2 separate regions of the Homo sapiens genome follow, and region 1 is linked to region 2. A link is an interaction called in ENCODE POLR2A ChIA-PET data of the cell type or tissue named here. Cell type or tissue: PC-9. All regions are shown on one strand.

Evidence for each region. Peaks named below come from ENCODE experiments on the same cell type or tissue, not always from the same donor. Only the 100,000 strongest peaks of a DNase experiment are listed, where the experiment ranks them.
Region 1: POLR2A ChIA-PET joins it to region 2 with 6 read pairs; 2 of 35 experiments call an interaction of 5 or more read pairs at or near these places.

Annotation. Positions count from the first base shown.
Region 1 is chr2:170,361,878-170,366,877 of GRCh38, reverse strand. All of the region lies in intron 8 of MYO3B (myosin IIIB), which reads right to left. Among named protein-coding and RNA genes, the nearest start is that of MYO3B-AS1, 13 kb to the right of the region's middle. RefSeq lists an enhancer at 3,685-3,979. In PC-9, no CTCF peak of the experiment used is centred here; no DNase peak of the experiment used is centred here.
Region 2 is chr2:170,582,323-170,587,322 of GRCh38, reverse strand. All of the region lies in intron 32 of MYO3B (myosin IIIB), which reads right to left. Among named protein-coding and RNA genes, the nearest start is that of LINC01124, 130 kb to the left of the region's middle. In PC-9, no CTCF peak of the experiment used is centred here; a DNase peak (open chromatin) is centred at 2,082.

The DNA of each region.
Region 1 (5,000 bases), 220 kb after region 2:
GCCTCCACTGGAGTCTAGGGACCACAATTAAAGGTGGTATAGCTTGTTTCACAATGTTAGCATCCACTGGAGAAGCAAGGCTTCCAACACGGTCGCAAGATCATTTGATATGTTAGAGAGGGTCCCTCTCTAGATTATGGAGGAATAAAAGAAATGAATGAATAATGAAGTCAGAGAATTAGACAAAGAAGAAACTAACGAGTAAATCTGTTATTTCTTGAAGATCCAAAAAATGAAGATAGTAGGCATTCTACTTTCTGGAAGCAATGATCAAGAAGATCTGTTGGCCAGGCGTGGTGGCTCATGCCCATAATCCCAACACTTTGGGAGCCCAGATAGGAGGATTTCTTGAGCCCAGGAGTTCAAGAGAAGCCTGAGCAACATAGTGAGACCTCATCTCTACTAAAAATAATTTAAAAATTAGCAGAGCACACCTGTAGTCCCAGCTACTTGGGAGGCTGAGGCAGGAGGATCACTTGAGCCCAGGAGTTTGAGATTGCAGTGAGCTATGATCCCACCACTACACTCCAGTCTGGCAACAGAGTGAGACCCTGTCTCAAAAAAACAAAAACAAAAAACAAACAAAAAAAAGTGCTTTCTTAGTTCTCCAAGTAAGAAAGAAAGACTGAAGTGGGTTGAATGTCTGCGTGATAAACCCCTATTAACTTCAGTAGGGATGGCACCAAGTTCAAGAGGCTGAAGGAGAGACCCAGAGCCAACAAATGAGATATAGGGTTTTATTAGGAGAAACTTACATACAGGGATGATGCAGTAGCCATGTGCTGGACAGAAGAACCACCACTGCATGCAAAAAGCATGCAGTTTATATAGCATTTTCACTTCACTCCCTCCTCCTAACAACCTCCACCTGGCAACCTTCATTTAACGCAAAACAAAGAGCCTCACTCCCCTGTATGCTGATGTTCCACAGGAAGGGCCCAGAGCTCAGATGTTCCTCACAGACAAGGAATTTATCTCTGGGTTGGGCACGCTCTGAACTCCAAACACATATTCAGGTGCAACTGCCATACAGGATCATCCTCAGGGTATGCTCAAGTTAAATTATTGCTGTCGGGTGTGTCTACCATATACCATCATACCACAGGATCAGCACAACTGAACCTGAGTGTAAAGAGGAAGAAGGCTAAGCAGAGTTGTGACTCTCCAACTGCATTGGAGGATTTTTAGGGAAAGGGCATGAAGAACTTGAAGGTATAGCTTTATTCTAAAATACTCCTCTCTATATTTTTTTCTCATGGGGAGCAAAGAGCCAGTCTGAAATGGAACTATTATTTTACAGATAAATAGAGGAAAGTTATGCCTTAAGAGCAGATAGAAAGTCCTGCGTTACTGGATATGAGGGCATAGCATCATATCGTTTACTCAGCAAACATTTATTACTCAGCACTAGAACTAGCCACAATACATAAATTAATTAAAAGCTATGACCCTTTTCCTCAAGGATCTACAATCTAATTGGAAAGACAGAAGGACAAGAGAAGCACAAGAAACAGCAAAAGCCATATGTTTGCTTCTATCTTTAGGATAAGAAATAATAGCACAAAAGCATAGGGTTTCAGAGCCACAGGGACTGAGATTTTCGATTCTAGCCCCTCTTTTAAGAGGTGAGGAAATGGGATCAAGTCCTGGCAATGATGAGGTCAATTCCTCAACTCCCACAGGAGGACCCTTCCTGCTTTGTTCCGTGTTGTTAAAAATGACAAAGGTACAACGTACGAAACAATACTTCGCGGCCAGAGGGAAGAACTGTAGTCAGGGAAGACTTCCTGGAGCTGGTAAGAATTGAGCTAGGTAAGTCTTGGGGGAAGTTTTGGAACTAAATTGAACTAAACTGGGGGAGTAAAGGCAGAAGTCATACTGGGGAGCCAGACCGGCAATGCAAGAAGCAGACTAGACAAGCTGCAAAGCCAGTAAGTCAGGAGGCCACCAGAACACTGACCTTCACCTCCTAAGCTGCTTCTTTTGAATGCCTAACAACAGTTACTGCCTTTAGTCCCTTTACCAACTTTAACTAAGGTATAATTGTTGTTGCTTAAGACTTTGTAGTTTGGTGCCCAGAATTCTTACTGTTTAAGTTTGTCGGCTTGTCATTTCTATCCCTGGTCAGCAGAGATTTAGTGGATGAAGATGAAACTGACAGCTGGGATTCCTAAAACTCCTGATAGCCTCCATGTCCTTTTATAAAGCAAGATAGAATCCTTTAACCTGATTTGGAGAACAAACAAGTAGAACTAAAGGAGTTCTAAGAAACGTATTCATTTCAGGTATTGCTTATTAAACCAGGAATTGCAAATTCCAAAAGAAGACTATCTTCCCCCAGCCAGGGACTGAGCAGTTTTTACAAAAGGATGCATAAAATGTTAAACTCTGTATGGGATTGGGGGCCAGCCAACATGAGGTGAATTAGGGGAAGCACTAGACACATAAAGCATTCCATCAAAAAAAGAAGCTAGTTTCCTAGTCAAAAGAGTTTGGAAAACATTGGTGATTCTCTAAACCAAGTAAGTTTGGAGTTTTGTAATGCACACAAGCCTATTAAAGGTTCTTACAAGAGCTAGGGTTAAAAAAAAGTTTAATTCTATTTGAGCCCACGTTTCCAAGCTTACTTAGCCACAGAGACCTTTTTGTTTGTTTGTTTGGGCCCCACAAATGATATCCTTGGAAGTTCTGTTGTAAGCAATTAGTCGCATGATTTTAGAATGGACACCAGAGTCCTCAACTCAGTGGACTGAGGGGACACTGTAAGAACTCTTAATAATTGCCACATCTCAGACACTCTGGAGGGCTATTGTTTCTGCAAAAGACAGTGTTTCAACCTGGGGAGATATTTTCCTGAGCTCAGTTCTTTCCAGAGTCCTTTATTCTAGAAAACAAGTAGCAAGGACTAGATTTAGATACACTACTTTTCCCCAAATCATAAGTAATTCTTTCTTTCATTCATTCCTGGATTTTTTAATCTTTTTTAAAAAATTAGGATTTAGATATGCTTTCTCTGTGCTAACAGACAAAACAACAGAATAACAATTTATTTATACCATGAGATATATGCAAGAGACTCTGGAAATAAGGCCATGATGGGTGGTTTTGAATATGATAGAAAAGTCCACCAGAAGATAAAGGAAGCAAATTTCAGCCTTGAAGGAAATCAATCCACTATCTAATTTGAAATTCTAGTACCTTCCATCATGCTTTCTTGGCTGAAGATTAATTCTCAGAATCTATTAGTGTCACCACATTAAACACAGGTTGTTGCAGCCATTTGCAGCAATCTCCCAGTCTGGCTTCTGCCAAAAACAGGCAAAAACGGGACATTTCTTAGCAAGAAACAAGGTCGGGCTCTCAAGCTGGTGGTGTCTGTGCACTCTCTGCTCCAAGACAATAATGCTGTCGTGACACAGCTACTCTGTGCCTGTAAACTGCCATTTCATAACCAAAAAACCGGATGCCTGCAAGGGGGAGCTATTTGTCAAGAGCCTCTGACTGTTGTTTACCAATGAATAAAACACTTGATATAGAGCAGCTGAAAAGGCAAAAACTAAAAATACTAGTAAACTGGGTAAGAAAAGCATGAGGGTGAGCAATGTATTCCATACATTGGGGCAAAACTAGATCAAAACTCAGGATTTATGACTCTTCTCATTTCTTTATAAATATTCTGTCTTTTATACTTCCTGCTATTTTCTTGCAGGCCTGCTACTTGAATTGTTATGTGTTCCCATTGCTACAGAAGATCTAAACATTTTGGATCTGAGCAAGCATTTCCCTGCCGTGTGATTCACTGTGCTGCCCTGTGGTTGCTATCATCGTCAAACAGAAGGCTGACTGACAAAGAGGCCTCTAAATCAAGGGGAGAAAATCCTCCAGAGGATACACTAATTATAGGTTAAATATCAGAGCACACAGTATTCTGCCTTGGAAGAAAATTTCCATTCTGCAAGACAAGACTATGACAAACAGGCATTTTCTCAAAATGACTAATGCCTCAAAAGAAGGCAGAATGAGAAACTTGATGCTGTGTATGGTATTTCTGTGAAACATCACCCCCCTGTTTGGTGGAATATTTAACTGCATTTCAGTTTTCCTGAAGTCTGAATATCACATTTGATGCTGTTGCAAAGTCTCACTGGTGAGAACTGAAATTGCATGCTAACTTCACATTTGGGGTGGGGAAGTGGGGTCCTCCCCTGAAACAGGTAAATGAGAACTGGGAGTGCATTACTCAGTTAGGCAGGTCTATGGTTATCAATCAGAGGAGAATAGTCAGTATTTGCTAAAAGACAAAAATCCCCAAGAAGGTAGGATGGAGAGCTTTTGAACAGGAAGCTGAGTCTCCCTTTGAAATGAGTAACGGGAATAGAGTCTGTGTAAAAAGCAAGAGACCACATGGCTACTGGACGACAGGGCAGCTGCCATCTTGCCAGAGATCCTGGGGCAAGGTTGGAAAGATAAACAAGTGAGCCTGATCTTTAGACAAAGCTGTCAGCACCAAAGGTCCACAGTAAGCTCAAGTGAAGGTAGGACGGAAATGGAAAGGGAAGAACATTGCATTTCCTGAAGCCTGACACTGGGCAGGAAACTTGGGGATAAAGAACATCTACTTTTCTCACCCAGAGAAGACTCAAAGAAAGTAAAGAAGGTGACAAAAGAAAACATATAGGGTGGTGGTTTGAAGCCAAAATATCACATCTCTGAGCAAATGGGACAGAATCTACCTCTAGAGTTAAGACGTGTGCACCAGTGTGGCTGGAGAAAGTCCCTATGCAAAAACAAGGCCCAGGATCAGAGACCCCCAGTAAGGCAGAGAGCTGCAATATGTAACCCTGTAATGCCCCAGGGTTGCAGCCTCAGTGAAACCTGTCAACCAGGAACCTCTTTACCCTCTATCTCTAAGCCCTTGGTCAATATGAAATAGTTTGAAAAGCCCAGACTAACTGACTATGTTCTTAGGGAAGGAGATGTGGTAACAAAAATTCTAGATC
Region 2 (5,000 bases):
ATGATGCAATCAAGAGATGTGGTAAACACAAGATGTATGAGGCTGCTGCTGGCATAACATGGCATACTGTCTTACAGCACACATTGTTTTATAAGTAGAAGGCATAATAATAAAAAGTACAGTATAGTAAATACATAAGTCAGTATTATCATTATCTAAAATTATGTAATATACATGTGTATGTGCTACACTTTTACACAACTGGTAGCACAGATGTTTATGTAATTTTTCTCTTATCACAAAGTGACCCTTCAGCAAAAATGCTGAAATTCTTGCTTTGTTGGCATTGGGTAGACTTGGCAAGAGAGAAAACCAACATATTCATTCATTAAAAGGAGAAAATCCATACGAATTGAGTTCCAAAGCTTTTAGTTGAGTGTTGTTTATACAAACTCTTAAATATTTGGATAATCAATTGTCAAAGTAGAAGTTCTGGAAGAATTATGTTCTAAAAGGCTGCCAAGATATCTGATTTTGACATCAAAATTAATTTCACAAAATTTTAGAATTAGTTCAAATCAAACTTAGATTTGGCTCCCAGCCATCAGTAATTAAAATTTATGAGTACACAGCAGTATCTCTGGTGCCTGGCAAAGGCTTCAGGACCACTAAAACGAAAACTTCTACCATGTGACCTTTATTCCAGGGGCAGATCCACTTTTAAATTAAGAACTTTTCATCTCACAGAAAATGAAAAATAATGAGCCATTTCTTTGGGTCATGTATCTCTGTTGCCAGAAAAATAAAAGACATCAAAATTTTTAGTAACATACATAACAGGCACCATTTTTGCTTTTATGTAAAGTATCAACTCCACATGTAATTGCTAAATATTTTCTAAATTAAGAGCCCATGTGGTGAGCGGGTGCACACAAAAAGATAATCAGAAAAATCTCAGCATTAAAGTATATTCTCCAAGTAAAAACACATAAATCACGTTGGTGAGGTCCAGGCTGCTGTGAAAATTACTGCTCTGAGCCTTATGTTTCTGTTGAGTCTAGTGCAGAGGAACTGCAAAATGATTGGACCTGTGAACTTTAGGTCACAGGGCTAAGGCAACCAAAACAAATGGCTACATCCCACAAAGTCAAAGACCAAACACAAAGGAATCTAGAGATATACTTTTGGATTATAATATAGTGTTTACTAGAAAAAGATCTGCATTCTAGTTTCCAGTTTTCACTCCACTGCTTAGTAAATTCACTCCGCCAAAGGTGCTGCTTCCTAACTGAGGACAATAAAACCTTCTTTCCCTGAACAAACACTTGTGTGATTTTTGTTTGTTTGTTTGTTTTTTGTTTTGTTTTGAGACAAAGTCTCCTCTGTGGCCCAGGCTGGAATGCAACCTCCCCCTGGCCTGCCTCAGCCTCCCAAGTAGCTGGGACTACAGGCACGCGCCACCATGCCCGGCAAACTTTTATCTTAATATTTTTAGTAGAGACAGGGTTTCGCCATGTTAGCCAGGTCAGTCTCGAACTCCTGGCCTCAAGTGATCCACCCGCCTCAGCCTCCTAAAGTGCTGGGATTACAGGCGTGAGCCACCACGCCTGGCCACTGTGTGATTTCTTGAAGTGGTTTCCAACTCCAAGAACTGTGACTCGATTTCCTTACTTATTGCTTGTTCAGAGCCTGTTGCTGGTAAGGCCAGAGCTATAGGTGTCCTGATCACTTGGACTGTTGTACTGCCCACAAACGGTACCCCTAATGCTAGCTGATCATCTCACAGATCTCACAAGGGGGCCAGGCCAAGAAAGTACCTGTGCCTAGTGTGTCCACTCCTGAAAAACTACAAAAAGGTGTAAAAAATTGAGGATGGTTCTGCAAGAGCTCAAGGCTCTACAATGCAGGCGGGAGGTGGAGGTGAGCAGGTAGCACATCCATGTTGCTTTTTTTTTCTGTCTGAAGCTTTCAGAGGGGAGTTGGGTATAAGAACTGATACTTTTTTTGGGTCCTCCCCAACTGCATAAAATGAAGACATGCTCAAGTGACTCCTGAAACTCTTCTTGGCTCAGGACACAAAGAATTACTATGAGTACTACATTACTCACCTGGGATGCATTATTTAGGCTAGTAGAAACCTGAGGACATGCTGGAATTTATGTGTAAGACTTATTTATCAGCTTTCCTTTTTGTGCATGCCCCTAGAGCAGTAATTTTCAACCTTGGCTGCACATTAGAGTCATCTGGAGAACTTTAAAATAATCCCAATGGCCAGGCCACACCCCAGAACAATTACATCAGAATCTCTGGAGGTGGGACTCCAGCAGATCAATATTCTTTAAAGCTCCTCTGGTGATTTCAATGTGTAGCCAAGGTTGAGAACTGCTGCATGAGAGGAATAACAGTCAATAGCATGAACCTGCATTTCACGAGCTGATAACACAAAGGTGGAAAGGTTCTCAGTTCAGCTGACCTCTTAAAAGCATCCCAGATTTCTAGAGTAACTACCTACTGTCTACTGAAAATTTATTTCAATTTTTCTCCTATGGGTTAGAATCAAAGGCAGACAGCCTAAAAATAACTCATTAGCAGCTTGTGTGGCTGATGGCAATGTTGGAAATTCTAAGTTGCCTTTTAACTTAAGCTTATTGCCTTCTCCCTTTGAAATAATGTAGCTATTAAGAATCAAGTTACAGATCAATAAAAGGTCTTATTAATCACGTTAACAAGTGCGAAAGGTCCAATCCAACACCTAATCCCTATGAGTATTCTCTGGCACTTATGCAATTCTTTACCTAAAATCCAAGAAACACTTAATGGGGGAAAAAACATGAACAGCAAAGATAGTTGAAGAGAACTGTATTTTCTTAAAGGAATGACAAGCAATACATTTTCCACATTAATTTATATCTGCCCTTCATCTCCACAGGCTCAAGTAATAAAAGTTATGCATAACTCATGTGAGAGATCATTAAATCAACCAGTTGATAGTGTGGACTAATTGGTAAATAAATACTTTATAAAAATGGTGATGGGTGTACAGACCCTGTTTTACTCTTAAAAAGAAAAAAAAAATTAAAAAACTTTATCCATAGCTTTGATATAAATACCCACACCTCACCCTCTTCAATTTCATAACTTTTTCCAAGTTTGTTGGAGGGAGATACACCACAGAATTAGAGCCCCATAGGGGGACCACAATCCTGGATGAAAAGTTTAAAATCAAATAAAAAATTCAGATTCATTTAATTGGCCAAAAGCCTGGTGGCATGCACATAAGACATTCTCTACATCTGGGTGTCACTATATTTTTGTTTTGATCCACTAGTTTGGCATTGTGTAAATGTAACTATAGACAGAAGGAAAGAGAACAAGACAGGGACAGGAGAGGAGAAATATACAGCTCTTTGCCAGGTTATCTTGAAAACAAAAAAGGTCTTTTGTAAGTTAGCTTGCTTTCTGAGGTTTAATTTTTTTTAAGTTTACTGTTACATATGGAAAATCACATCTTCAAGATGGAAAAGATTTTTTCCTTACCGTGAGACTGAGTCTGAAGTCACAATGTACTATTTGCCAGCTGTGTGACCTTGGGCAAGGAGCTAAACTTCTCTCAAACTGTTTGCTCATCAAGGAAGAGTACCTTTTAGATACTAGATATTTTAGATACTAGCCTACTTAAAAAGATATTGTCAGGATTAAATACAATATTGTGTGAAAAACACTTAACCCAGTTCCATGCACAGAATAAAGTGCTCAAGAAATATTTGCTGTTGTTATTTACTATGCATAGACAATCCTAGTATCCATCTTAATTTTTCCACAGAGAAATGCAATTATTATAGAAGTGGAGCCCTAAGAGCAAAGACTTGGGTTTATATATGAATACAGACCAGTGGCCCTAAGTAAAATAAAAATTCAAAAAAAACCAAGCTCGTAGCCTTGACCTGTCACTCCCATTTCTTCTAGAGATTTTGATGTGGCCAAGGGAACGGTGGAGGCAAATTTAGAAATGATGCCATGTTCTTCGAGGCCTGCAGGCAAGGCTCAGCGAGAAAGGACTGAACCACTGAGAGCCTCTGCCTCATGTCAGCAGGTGAGGCAGGCTGAGATCTCTCCCTGAGCACTTTCTCTGTGATCAACCCTAGGTAGGGATCAGATGTGGATTATATTGAGCTAGACTTTATCCCTGCTCTAAAAAATCTATCAGTCTGGTAAGGGAGACAAGGGGTAGTTACACACATAAATACACTCAAATAATCATCAGAGCTCAGTCAAGGGGGAGGGGGTGGAGGGGCTGCAGTGGGGGGTGTGCGGGGTGTCAGGCGGTGGGGCGGGTAGACTCTGCAGTGTGGCAGCACTCCAGGGCAGGGGGAGCTGTCAGGAGCAGCCAGAGAGTCCAAGGCTAGTTTTTGTGGCAAAGGGGTTGTGTCTCCTAGCCAAGCTACTGCTTTTATATCCTTTGAAGTGAGCTGTGGCTGAAAAGGATCTGTTGACCTCCAGAGAATAAGCTCAGGAGGGAATTCTGTGGAAGAGGGAGAGAGAAAATCCCATTGTTTCTCTCCCCTGGGCCTCAAGAAAGAAAAACCACAATGACGATTTTTTTCTTAACAAAAGGCCTGAATATTTAATGCCTGTTGCTGAGTACTTATTTCGCTTTTCCAGGGGAACTAGGAGCAACAACTCCTGCTGGGATTTTTCTTTCTTTTTTTAATAAAAAGTTGAGAGAGGAAGAAAGAAGTAGAGGAAGGCTAGGGTGGCAAAGTGGCAGAAAGGAAGGTGGAAGAAAAAGCAAGCCACTGAAGGAAACGGGATTTCTTCCTGCTTTGGAGAACAAGGCCTTGCTGAGCACCTGTCAATCAGTGCTGCCCACTGGAGGGGCCATCTTGGCAGCCATTTAGAGCACCCCTCACCAGGGATGTATGGTTGGATTCAGCTCACCCAAAAATGATACCAGAACTGAAGAGGAGGGCAGTGAGGTCATCTTCCCTGCAAACAGTGCTGCTTCCCTAAAGCTTGACTCCACCCCACGCACATTTGCCACGAAGCCTTTATTGTCCTGT